Linked DNA regions of Homo sapiens: region 1 is linked to region 2. Evidence: chromatin loops called from intact Hi-C (ENCODE). Cell type or tissue: endothelial cell of umbilical vein. All regions are shown on one strand. Links, peaks and the distances in the headings refer to the core of each region. The heading gives the core; the rest is flanking DNA.

The links. A loop is a pair of places that touch in the nucleus more often than their neighbours do. Peaks named below come from ENCODE experiments on the same cell type or tissue, not always from the same donor. Only the 100,000 strongest peaks of a DNase experiment are listed, where the experiment ranks them.
Region 1: it touches region 2 in a loop (4-fold over the local background); 5 of 110 quality-filtered maps call a loop at or near these places.

Annotation. Positions count from the first base shown.
Region 1 is chr15:47,381,881-47,387,776 of GRCh38, reverse strand. It overlaps a transcript of SEMA6D not described here. Among named protein-coding and RNA genes, the nearest start is that of SEMA6D, 330 kb to the left of the region's middle. In endothelial cell of umbilical vein, for the core only: no CTCF peak of the experiment used is centred there; a DNase peak (open chromatin) is centred at 3,266; H3K27ac peaks cover 1,629 bases.
Region 2 is chr15:47,463,426-47,469,321 of GRCh38, reverse strand. It overlaps a transcript of SEMA6D not described here. Among named protein-coding and RNA genes, the nearest start is that of SEMA6D, 250 kb to the left of the region's middle. In endothelial cell of umbilical vein, for the core only: no CTCF peak of the experiment used is centred there; a DNase peak (open chromatin) is centred at 2,781; H3K27ac peaks cover 2,364 bases.

The DNA of each region.
Region 1 (5,896 bases), core at 392-5,391, 82 kb after region 2:
CTGAATTTTGAACTAGGTTTGTTGAGCGCACAAATCTTTATTGTTAACCACACAATAGTTTCTCATATTCCTGGAATAATGAGATCCCAACTTTATCTAAAATTATTTCTGATTTTTCTTCTTACCTTTGCCTGTCCTGATGTAACTGTTACCTGAACTAATCAGTTAGTCATATAATTAGAAGAAATAAATGAGCATTTACTGAATTTCTCCTTTAGACTAGGTGTGGAACTAGGCACTTTCAACATTATTCATTTAAACCTGACAACAATTTCATGAAGTTGGTATTATTGTTCATATTTTAAACTTGAACATGTTGGGACTCAAAAAGTTTATGGTACTAATACAAGGTCACAAAACTAGTAATGGGCAAATCCAGGGTTGAATCTGAGTTCCTCCAAGTTCATGTTCTGTTTTCTTTCCATTTGTTTCACTAGCAGAGTATAAGCATGACCTTGGGAAAATTACAACTTTAATGCACCTCAACCTTAATATCAGTAAAATGGAATAACAAGGCTTCCCTTAAATTTCCTTGACTGAGTGCTAGAGATGAGCACATATAATTATCAGATAGGGATATGCTTTGGAATTTACTGCCCACTGCCCTTTCTGGGTTACTCTTCACAAAGGATTTTTGGTGTCCTAGAAGGCAACTTACCTCTGGGGATGTGGTCACATCTATAAGCTGACTTTGAGTTATTCTGATAAGGGGAAGCCACTGGGAGCATGATGGAGCCACACGCAGCAGGGCCCGTGCAGTGAAGCACAAGGATGGGCTGCCTCAGTGTGGGCCAACACCCACAATGACAGTGTTTGCAGGGGCAGCGTCGTTGCCACTGCATCCTTCATTGCCATCCCTTACCCCTATTGCATTTGCAAATAAACAAAACACAGATAAATGTTCTTGGCTCTGTGTCTAAGCCCAACTGGCCTGTAGGATGTTTAATTCTGGCTAAAACAACCCATTCTAGCCCCTGTGCTTATTAAATGGCTATAAGAACGTGCCTGGCAGAACTTCTACTAGTGAAAGGGGAAATGACCAAGGCCTCCAGCTATTGCCCTCTGAAACCTGGCACCAGGTGTTCCCAGAGGTCACACTTCCCATAGGTAACTGCCAGCCAATGCCTGAGCAGGTAAAAATACTAAGACAGGTCCATGCCTAGGAGATATGGATTCTGCTAACAGCCAACCTTGGCTCCAGGACTCCCCGATGGCCTTGCGGAACTTTCATTAGACTGCACGCCTATCTAGGACTTTTCCCCTCTCCTTCCCTGAAGCCAGTCTTGGATTAAGGTCTGACATTTCTCCCAGCACCCGCCTCTAACTCCACATTTTTGCTCACAGGCATTCCACTAACTGAATGCTCATACATTTAATGTCATATTGGTGTCTGCTTCGTGAAGACCCTGGGCAAATGTAGCTTATGATGTCTCCTTCTGCTTAGCTTTCTTTTAATTCCACCCTTCAGACCTTCCCCATGGTGCAATAATTGATTCCCCCAAGTCCCTACCCCCAGTTGGAAGCTTTTCCTGTTACCTCTTATCTTCACCACTTTGAGGATATATAAGTCATTTTACCTTAAATTATGGTTATCTGTGTAGATATTTTATCTCTTCTACCAGATGTTGAGCCCCTTGAACCTAATGGCATCAAAACTTATTGATATATTATATCACACTATCCCAGGCATTGTCCTATGGTTTTACATATGTTACACATATATTTAATTCTTGTAAACACTCTGTGAGGTATGCATTATCAAATCTATTTTACAGAGAAGAAAATTAAAGCCCAGAGAAATTAAATGACTTGCCCAATGCTGCACAACTAGTTAGTGTTAAAACTTATTTTGAATTTAGGCTTTTAGACTAAATCCTGTGCTCAAATTATTATTCAACCCCTGTCAAAATTCCTTGCTAACATAATAAGTGCTAGGTAGCTCATCCTATTTCTTATCTTAACTCCTTGGAAGCAGAAGGCTAAATTTTATGCCTGGTTGGAGCAGATGTCCTTGACTTGGGATTCAGTTACAGTTATCATTTCCCAGTTCCAAATTTATTATATAATTCTTGATAATTCTTGTTTTTTTTAAAAAAAATTCTTTATTGCTGTAGTTCTAATGTACATGAGTCTTTTTCTTGGGGGAGTAAGCAGATATAAAAAGCAAGGAAGAACCTCTGGACCTGTACGCTTTGAGTTCAGATGCGTATGAACACACAGATACATTTCTCTGTCAAAGTCAAAGCAGGCTATGAAAAATAATCTCAGGGAAAGCAGAGGCCAGGTGGTGCTTTTCTCTGTTAAAACAAAAAGAAATGAATTTTTACAAATTCACATAGCAATTTGGTTATGGAAATTAAAATGGAATTCGGTACTCTCAGTTCCCAGAGCAAAGACCATGTTGCCTTCACAGTACAATGAAAGAGCATAATGTCTACTATGACTATACCAACATGTATATTCATGTGTCTTGAGACAAGGTATTGTAAATGGAAACCAGGTCTATGAAGCCCCTTACTTGACTTAATGGCACTTATCTGCTCTTGAATTCTTTATTACAATGTTCTGTTTGTAGTGTAAATTGTGTTATTAAGTATTGATGAAAATTCCTAAAACTACCCCTCTATCCAAAAGTTGGATGCAATATTTGCATGAGTTATGAAAACTGTTGTATATAATGAGTCAGAACGCTGCCTTATGAGTTCTATGGTAAAAAAAAAAAAAAAAAAAATTACAGTCCAGCTCCATGAATGTAATTATTCAGTCACCTAGTCTGATTTATCATCTTCATGAGAAACTAAGCCATGAAATATCCTCTGCTAGAAATCAGCCTTCGTTCATTTTGCAAATACACTTGAGAGAAGCAGGAGGAGTGAGAAAAAACAACAAATGATCTGCCAGGACTAGAGGAAACATATTTCTTTTTCTTACAAAAAAAAAAAAAAAAAAAAAAAAAAAAAAACTTTAGTAATCAAATGTTAATTCTGAAATAGATAAATGGGAAAATAACTACACACTCCTCTATATGGTTTTGGCAGTGTGAGCCTTACTCCGGGCTAGAGATGTTTGCTTTCATGCCTCTTATTCAAGAGCAAAAAATAAGGGTGGGGGACACAGAAGGAGGAGCTTCTGGGCATGAGGCGTGTAGGCGTTTGGAGCTCTCCACTCAGACATCCTCATATGCCACAGTTGGTAGCTGATTAGTCCTTTGCAGGCTGCAGGGCCTCTGCTGGCCCCTGCTCACTGCTCATTGCACAGATTAGTGAAAATGAGTCACAGCATGTGCAAGCATGCAGGGCTGATGAAATCCACAGAGGTCAGCTTGCCGAGAAATCCTTTCAAAGGCAAACAGGAACTTCTGACAGATGGAAGAGTGGGAAGCAGATAAAGATGTTTCAGGGAAAAGAGAAAGGTGAAGTGGGGAAAGAACCAAGCTTCTGAGCTCAAAACAACATGAGACTGCCTAGTGAATAGGCGCTAGAAATGCAGCAAATATTTTGAATTTGCCCTTTTTTTCCAAATCTGTTTTAAAGTAGCTCTTATGCACTACTAAACATGCATACAATGTTTGGGCTTTTCTATTCCTTTAATACAACTGTTGTCACTGGGTTGGGAGGACCTCGTGTGAAAGCTGGCAGTTGCCTATTCTGATTTGTGGGAAAACTTAAACCCTGCTACTTTGGTCTTTGTGAAGGTCCCTGGAATTCTTAACATTTAAAAAGTATTTAAAGGCCCAGCCAAAAATTAAACTGGGTATAAGCAATAACGGAGCCCATTGTAAATGAGATCGTGGAAAAACACTCTATGTGTGTGAATCTGTATATATGTGCATGTGCTTTGTGGAAGCAGGAGCTTGAATTTGGGTCATGAGATATACAGAGATGCTTTTGAGAACAATGAACAATTGTTATGAGAAATTGAATGTGTGCTAAAATTTCTCAGCATGCTAGAGACCTGCATCTGGAATCAGACATAGCAGAGTCTGAGTGCCAGTCTTATTCCTTGATATGTCAATCTGGGCCACTAGCTGACCTCTCTAGCTTCAATCTGGGCATTAGCTAACCTCAAAGCTTCAATTTTTATTATCTTACAAAATGGGGTGATTTTAATATTTAACTCAGGGTCCTTATGCCTTATGAGTTAAAACTGGTAAAGCATATAGCTCATTGCCTGACCCATAGAAAACAATCAATAAATTATTATTACTACTACTACTACTGTGTTGTACCAGGCCCCTGGCAGTGCCACATGTGGAAATACCAGAAGCCTGATCTCAAAGTGAAAGAGTATGACCCCTTGAGGAAGGCCAGCACTGGCCGGTTTCAAAATCAACTATGAGCCAGGGCATAGGAGTTAGAGACCAATCATAGTGCTTGTGCCCATCTTCCCTCGTCATGGGAGGCACTATCGTCTCACATCCTCCTGTACTTTCCATATGTGCCATCTGAGTTAATGAATTATCAAGATGAATCAGAAGCTCTGCTAGAAACCTTTGCCCACAACTCTTCCCAGACGAGCTGAGGCATGAAGAAACCAGGATCATACCTCCTCGACCATAGGGAATCACAATCTACTATGTCCTTGGAAATAGAGGATCAGCTTAGAACCACTTAGTTGCATCAAAGCTGTAAGTGCCAGATGGCTGAGATATTGTCCTCATCAGGACAGGCACAAAGGGAAGTTCCCTGGATCATTTTGAGGGACAAAAATTAGGACCAGGTGGTGGCTCATGCCTGTAATCCCAGCACTTTGGGAGGCCAAGGGGGGCGGATTACCTGAGATTAGGGGTTTGAGACCAGCCTGGCCAACATGGTGAAACCTGTCTCTATTAAAATACAAAAATTAGCCTGGTGTGGTGGCAAACACCTGTAATCTCAGCTACTCAGGAGGCTGAGACAGGAGAGTCGCTTGAGCCCGGGAGCCGGAGGTTACAGTGAGCCAAGATCATGCCACTGCACTTCAGCCTGGGCAACAGAACAAGACTCCGTCACTTGTCTTCACCAAATGGTACTACAGGACTAACAAGCAAGAGTTAAGTACAAGCAGAGGGTTGTCCCTCTGATCCCATGCTTTTCTCTTGTTTCAACTAGTAGGCTTCACATTCTGTGAGGACAGAAACCTTGTCTTAGCCATGTCTATATTCTACCTATATTGAGCAGCATTTGTGTGATCTTATACAGTTCTATATATGTTTGCGGACTTGGTTTTTACTTTTAAAGAAATCTCTTTTTGTATAAACACAGCTTTGTGGTCCCTTTTTTTTTCTTTTTGAGACGGAGTCTCGCTCTGTCACCCAGGCTGGAGTGCAGTGGTGCAGTCTCAGCTCACTGCAACCTCCACCTCCTGAGTTCACGTCATTCTGCTGCCTCAGCAGCAGTAGCTGGGACTACAGGCCCCCGCCACCATGCCTGGCTAATTTTTTTTGTATTTTTAGTAGAGACAGGGTTTCACCATGTTAGCCAGGATGGTCTTGATCTCCTGACCTCGTGATCTGCCCGCCTCAGCCTCCCAAAGTGCTGGGATTACAGGTGTGAGCCACCGCACCCAGTAGTGATCCCCTTCTTAAAAGGCTTGACTCATCATGTAATTGTTTATTTGCAAGATAGATAGTTTATATATAATAATACTATTACTGTATTTCTTTTGCCATGTTAATATGGCGACACTTTACAAAAAGCAAGAAATAGTGATTCTTTACCTCTTTGTATCTTTATTTATTTCATCAAATGGTTCCTTGCCAAGAAGAAAAGCAAAATGCAAAATAACCTCAGAACATTTACAGGGTCTTATCCACCTGTGCCCTCCCTAAACCCAATACAGACTCTGACTCAGACTAAATATTCAACATATCTTCACTGAATGAAGAGCAGAGAGGGGCCAAGTAGGACAAAGACCA
Region 2 (5,896 bases), core at 420-5,419:
ACACACACACACACACACACACCTTAAAGCAACTGTCCTCAGGCATTCCAAGGCAGGAAATCCGCCCCTGGTTGGGGCAATAAGGGGGTGCACTGCCTGTTAAGAGTTTTAAAATCATAATAAAGTTCAATTAAAAGTTGATTTGCTTTTTATCATCACCTTGCACTGATAATTCTCAATCATGTCAGTGATAAAATACTCCTTCCTCTGGGCAGACAGCTCCCACTACTCACTATGCCATTGAGTTCAGAAAAGATGGGTTATTTACTTAAAACAGGTAAGAAATTATGCTGACAGGAAATTTGGCAGTGACAGACTTTCCGTACCCAGAGACCTCAAGAGTTCAGGGGCCAATGAAAAGGAAAATCCAGGACTTTCTACATAAAACATTCCAAGAAAGTCTAGACAGGGTGGAATAGGAGGAATTGGTCTTGGAAATCATTCTGAATGGCTTCCTAGTGTGTTGATGAGGGTAAGCGAATGCAGCCCAGGGGAAGGGCTACTCCCTTTAGCCTGAGTGTCTAACAGTTGTGGGCAATTTTATCTGTACTATTCAAACCTGGATATTGGATATTAACAATTCAATCTGTGCTTTATTGATCTTTTCTGTAGAAGATAAGTAAGGAAAAGTGCCGCTTTAATAATTGCACAGCCTGTCAACAGCAAAATATGTAAAATAAAGGGTTTTGATAAGCAGGTGATCTTTCGGAAGGTATTGGGTCAGCTGCTCTTGATAACTCCCCCTTTGCTGTGAACTCGCTCCACGTAACACAGCTCACTTCATATCTACAACTGCCTCTTCTGAGGTTAGCCACCATGGCTGACCATGGCCCTTGGTGACTTGTGTCCTTTCTCAGAGCCGAGCTTTCACCCACTTATACTGAGTACCATGAGTAGGACAATTCTTGCTCCTCATTGCCTGTTTCCCTGCAGAGCTAGTGCTCAGACACTTGTTTCCACACCATTTTACCACTTCTTCGATTGCAGTGGTTGAAACAGTCTCCATTTCTGCTAATGCTGTTAATTCAGGATAAATTCTGCTATCATGAGAAAATGCCAATAATGGAAATCACTTTCAGCTGTAACTGCATTTTCAATGATGAAGAAACATAGGTATGAACACACATACACACACACACACCCGCACACAAACACACAGTAACATATATTTAAATTAGAAACAAGGTTGAAGTTGCTAATTTTCTTGATTGTACTGTATTTCCAACAAGAAGGCAGTCAAATCTAGTGCAATAAGTGACAATCAGTGGCATAAGACCATTATTTACATAACATATGTATTGGCCTATGCTTCACCAAGCACTGTGACATTAACTGTCTCAAAACAATCCTGTCGGTATTATAATATTATTATAATATAATTTTTATGCTACAGATGAGGGGAAACACTAAGGCCGTAAAATTAAAGACAATTTTTCCAGATCACATTACTAGTAGGGGAAGGAGTTCAAACTGGTCTTCTTTCTGCTTCCTAATGGAGCAGGCACATTTACTAAATGGCACCGATGCTGCCGGTGTAGGTCTTACAGAAATAATTACGACAGTGATAAAGAACTATATCAATGATCTCTTAGCATCCTGGCAGGGAAAGAAAAGAGACAATGAGTTAATCCCTAGCAAAATGCCATGATGTGTAAAAAAGAGAGAAACAGCTCCACTTCCATTTCGCAAGCACCTAAGTCAGCGCTTGCAAAGTTATCCCTAATTCAACAGCTTTTTTTCCATCCCTTCCTCTACTTCTCAATCTACCATTTAGCTAACATTTTCCAGTAGTTAGTTTCCAGAAATTTGCCAACATTCTTGCATATTCAGCCTTTAAACATTAAATGAGAATACACAGGGTATATGGCCTTATGTCAATCTACCTTCTCTACATTGCCTCTTCTAGCAAGCATTAGCATTAATACCGACATGTTTACATCATAATTACTTTAATTTCCTTGGCCCCAACCAGACCCGGAGTGTGTCAATCCACAGTGATTTCCAGGGTGGGGAATGATAACTGGTCTATGAAACATAAATTACAATAAATGCTTGGAAACTTGGCATATCACTTCTAAAATGATCTCAGCCTTGTAGCAGGGAGGGCACAAGCCTTTTACATTGATATGGATAACTCACAGTTTTCCAGGTCTTCATGTTCTCATTTCTAAACAAGAACAAAAATTATTATCCTTGTGAAGAAAAGGGAACCCTTATATACTGTTAGTGGAATTTTAAATTGGTACAACCATTATGAAAAAGGTGTCAAGGTACCTCAAAAAAACTAAAAATAGGCTGGGTGCAGTAGCTCATGCCTGTAATCCCAGCACTTTGGCAGGCCAAGGTCGGTAGATCATTTGAGGTCAGGAGTTTGAGATCAGCCTGGCCAACATGGTGAAACCTCACTTCTGCTACAAAAAAAAAAAAAAAAGCCAGGCGTGGTGCTACACTCCTATAATCCCAGCTACTAGGGAGGCTGAGGCAGGAGAATCACTTGAACCTGGGAGGTGGAGGTTGCAGTGAGCCGAGATCACTCCTCTAAGCTGGTGAGCCTGGAAGACAGAGCAAGACTCCATTTCCAAAAAAAAAAAAAACCACACACCTAAAAACAGAACTGCCATACAGTCTAGCAATTCCACTTCTCGGTATATATTCAAAGGAAATGAAATTATTAATGATACATTAAAGAGATATGTGCACTCCCACATTCTTGTAGCATTATTCACAATAGCCAAGATATGAAAACAACATAAGTGTTCACCAGGAGATGACTGGATAAAGAAAATTTGATAAATATTTACAATGGAATATATTACTCAGCCCTTAACAAAAGGAAAATTAGCCATTTGTGTCAACATGAATGAACTTTGAGGACATTATGCTAAGTGAAACAAGCCAAACACAGAAAGACAAATACTGCATGATCTCACCTATAGGTAGAAACTAAAGAAGCCTAACCTATGGAAACAGAGTAGAAAAGTGGGTGCTACAGGCTAGAGGGTGGGAGTAATGGAGGGATTTTTGTCAAAGGGTACAAAATTTCAGTTATAAAATGAACTAAGTTCTGAACATCCAATATACAACATGGAAACTACAGTTAATAATAATGTATTGCATCCTTGTCATTTGCATATACAGTACATCTGAAGTGTGCTTACCACACACAGAAAAAAATGGTAACTATGTGAGGTGATGAACATCTTAATTTGCTTGATTGTAATTATTTCACAATATATATGTACATCAAATCATTTTGCATACCTTGAATACATACAATTTTTATTTGTCAATTATACCACCTATAAAGCTGGGAGAAAATAAAAACACATTATTTTCTTTATCTTTTCTATGAAAAGTTACAAATATGAACATTTTGATATCAGAAAAGCATGTCAAGTTCCCTGGAGGAAACCAATAGGTAATATTATTGCAGAATTGGCAAGACCCTTTACTGGTGAATTAGTCCATTTTCGCATTGCTATAAAGAACTACATGAGACTGGGTAATTTAGAATGAAAAGAGGTTTAACTGACTCAGGTCTGCAGTCTATACAGGAAGCATGGCTGGGGAGGCCTTAGGAAGCTTACAATCATGGTAGAAGGCAAAGAGAAAGGAGGCACATCTTACATGGCAGGAGAAGGAGGAAGAGAGAGAAGGAGGAGGTGCTATGCACTTGTAAACAACCAGATCTCATGAAAACTCACTATCATGACACCAGCAAGGAAAAAGTCCGCCCCCACAATCCAATCCCTTCCCACCAGGCCCCTCCTCCAACACGGGGGATTACAATTGGACTTGAGATTTGGGTGGGGACACAAATCCAAACCATATCAACTGCGTTTAGAACATAAAGTCAGAAACCTTTCCCCTTTATAAGTTATGCAATAATTTAGCCACCTAGCAATGTTGCAAAGCTAAGTCTAGGCAATAAGAATTTTAACTGGGATGCGGACAACTATTTGCCCACTTCTTCTTGTACAAACATCTATATTTAGGGGCTTATTATTAAGAACCAATTAATAGTGAAAGAGGTTAGAGTTAGAGGCCAAATAGAAATGATTGAAATTTTATGAGGAATGTTTCAATATTTCTTACACATTACAAATCCAGATACACATTGGTCAAAATGCATCTACTGACTACCTGCTGTGTTCAAAGCACTGTGAGTACAAGACAGAAGACGATCTTGTGTTTATCGAGTACCTACTATGTTCTAGGTGCTGTGCAAGGCACATTTAGTTGTTGTGTATCTGTGAGTGGTGAGGGGAGTCAGGGAGGGCCAGGAGGTGTAACAGGAGAGAAACAGAGTATTCTAGCTTGAGGCTCACTTTAATTTATCACTGGGATTCATACATATATGGCAAACTTGTGAAATTACCTGATTATTTGCAGAAGAAACTTAAGAGTCTCTTAATAGAGTAAATTCAGGCAAACCCCCACTTGGTCCATGACAGTGCCTTTTATCAGTGGGGTGGAGCAATCCATGGGACTGTCACTTTGATTTGTGTTCTGACCTAACTTTGTATGGACTCATATATTAACATATGGTACTCATCCATTAAGAGGTATTTAAATTAAAAGGTTAGAGAGAGAGAGTCTTTCCATTTTGACAAGGGTGCAGGGTGGTTTGTGCACATGGAGGACTATAAATAATTCAATAAAATTTTAGCTCCTTGAGGGCTTGACTAAATCAGTCACACCACAGTGGTGGCAGGGAATTAGCTACCATGCCTGCATACTGGCACCTCCTCAAACCAACCATCTTATAAGAGCAAAAGCCAGGCCCAGATGTGGAATACACTGTTGGCTGATCTGGGAGCATCAGGAGTCCTTGGCATGGACTGGACACTGGTGGCAGTGGTTCGGCATGAGGCAGAGACAATGGGTATCACCAAAGGCACCTGAAGCAGGATGGGTGCCTTTTCTTAACGAGCACATATGAGACACCTCTATGGTGGGGGTGCTGCAGGGGCTGAATTTATTACAATAGCATCCAGAGAAAGACTTTTTACCCTACATGATCCTGCAACACATACTTAACATGGAAAATATATTTTACTTTATTCCTCCTAACTGCCTGACAATAAAAGTTTATTAACCTTATCTTACTGATGAGGGATTGTAGCTAAAAAAAAGTTAAAATCTCTTCTTAAGGTCACTACATGGGTTGAATGGCAGCCCCCCAAAAGATATGTCCAGATCATAACCCCTGAAACCTGTGAATATTACCTTATATAGCAAAATATGTGAATGAGTAAATTTAAAAAGGGGATGAGCCCATTCTGCATTATCCAGGTGGGCCCTAAAGGCAATCATGTGTATGTATCCTTATGAGAGAGAGGCAGAGGGAGTCTGGGGGACAGATAAACGAAAGAGAAGACATACAGGAGAGGAGGTGGCAAGGTGACCACAGAGGTGAAGATTGGAGTAACGCAGCCACAAGCCAAAGTATGACTGGAGACACCAGAAGCTGGAAGAGGCAAGGAATGGGTTCTCCCTAAAGCCTTTAGAAGGAGTGCAGCTCTGTGGACACCTTGATTTCAGACTTCTGGCCTCCAGAACTGGGAGAGAATAAAGTTATGTTTTAAACCACCAACTATCTGACAACTGGTCACAGCAGCCACAGGAAACTAATACAGTCGCACAGTAAACTACAAAAGACATGTTTCAGATCTAAGTTTGTCCAACTTTAAGGTGTGTTCCCTTTGGGCCCCACGGGGATTCCCCCGACATACTATCAACACACTCTACAACTCTTAGGCCTACCATGACGCACACATGTGCTTCAGCTGCCACCACCTTTTCTTTGGAAATACATTGCAAAGGGTTGAGAAACTTTGGCGTTTGAGCCTATTTTCCTTTGTAAATGCAAATGTACTGCATGTGTTAAGATTTA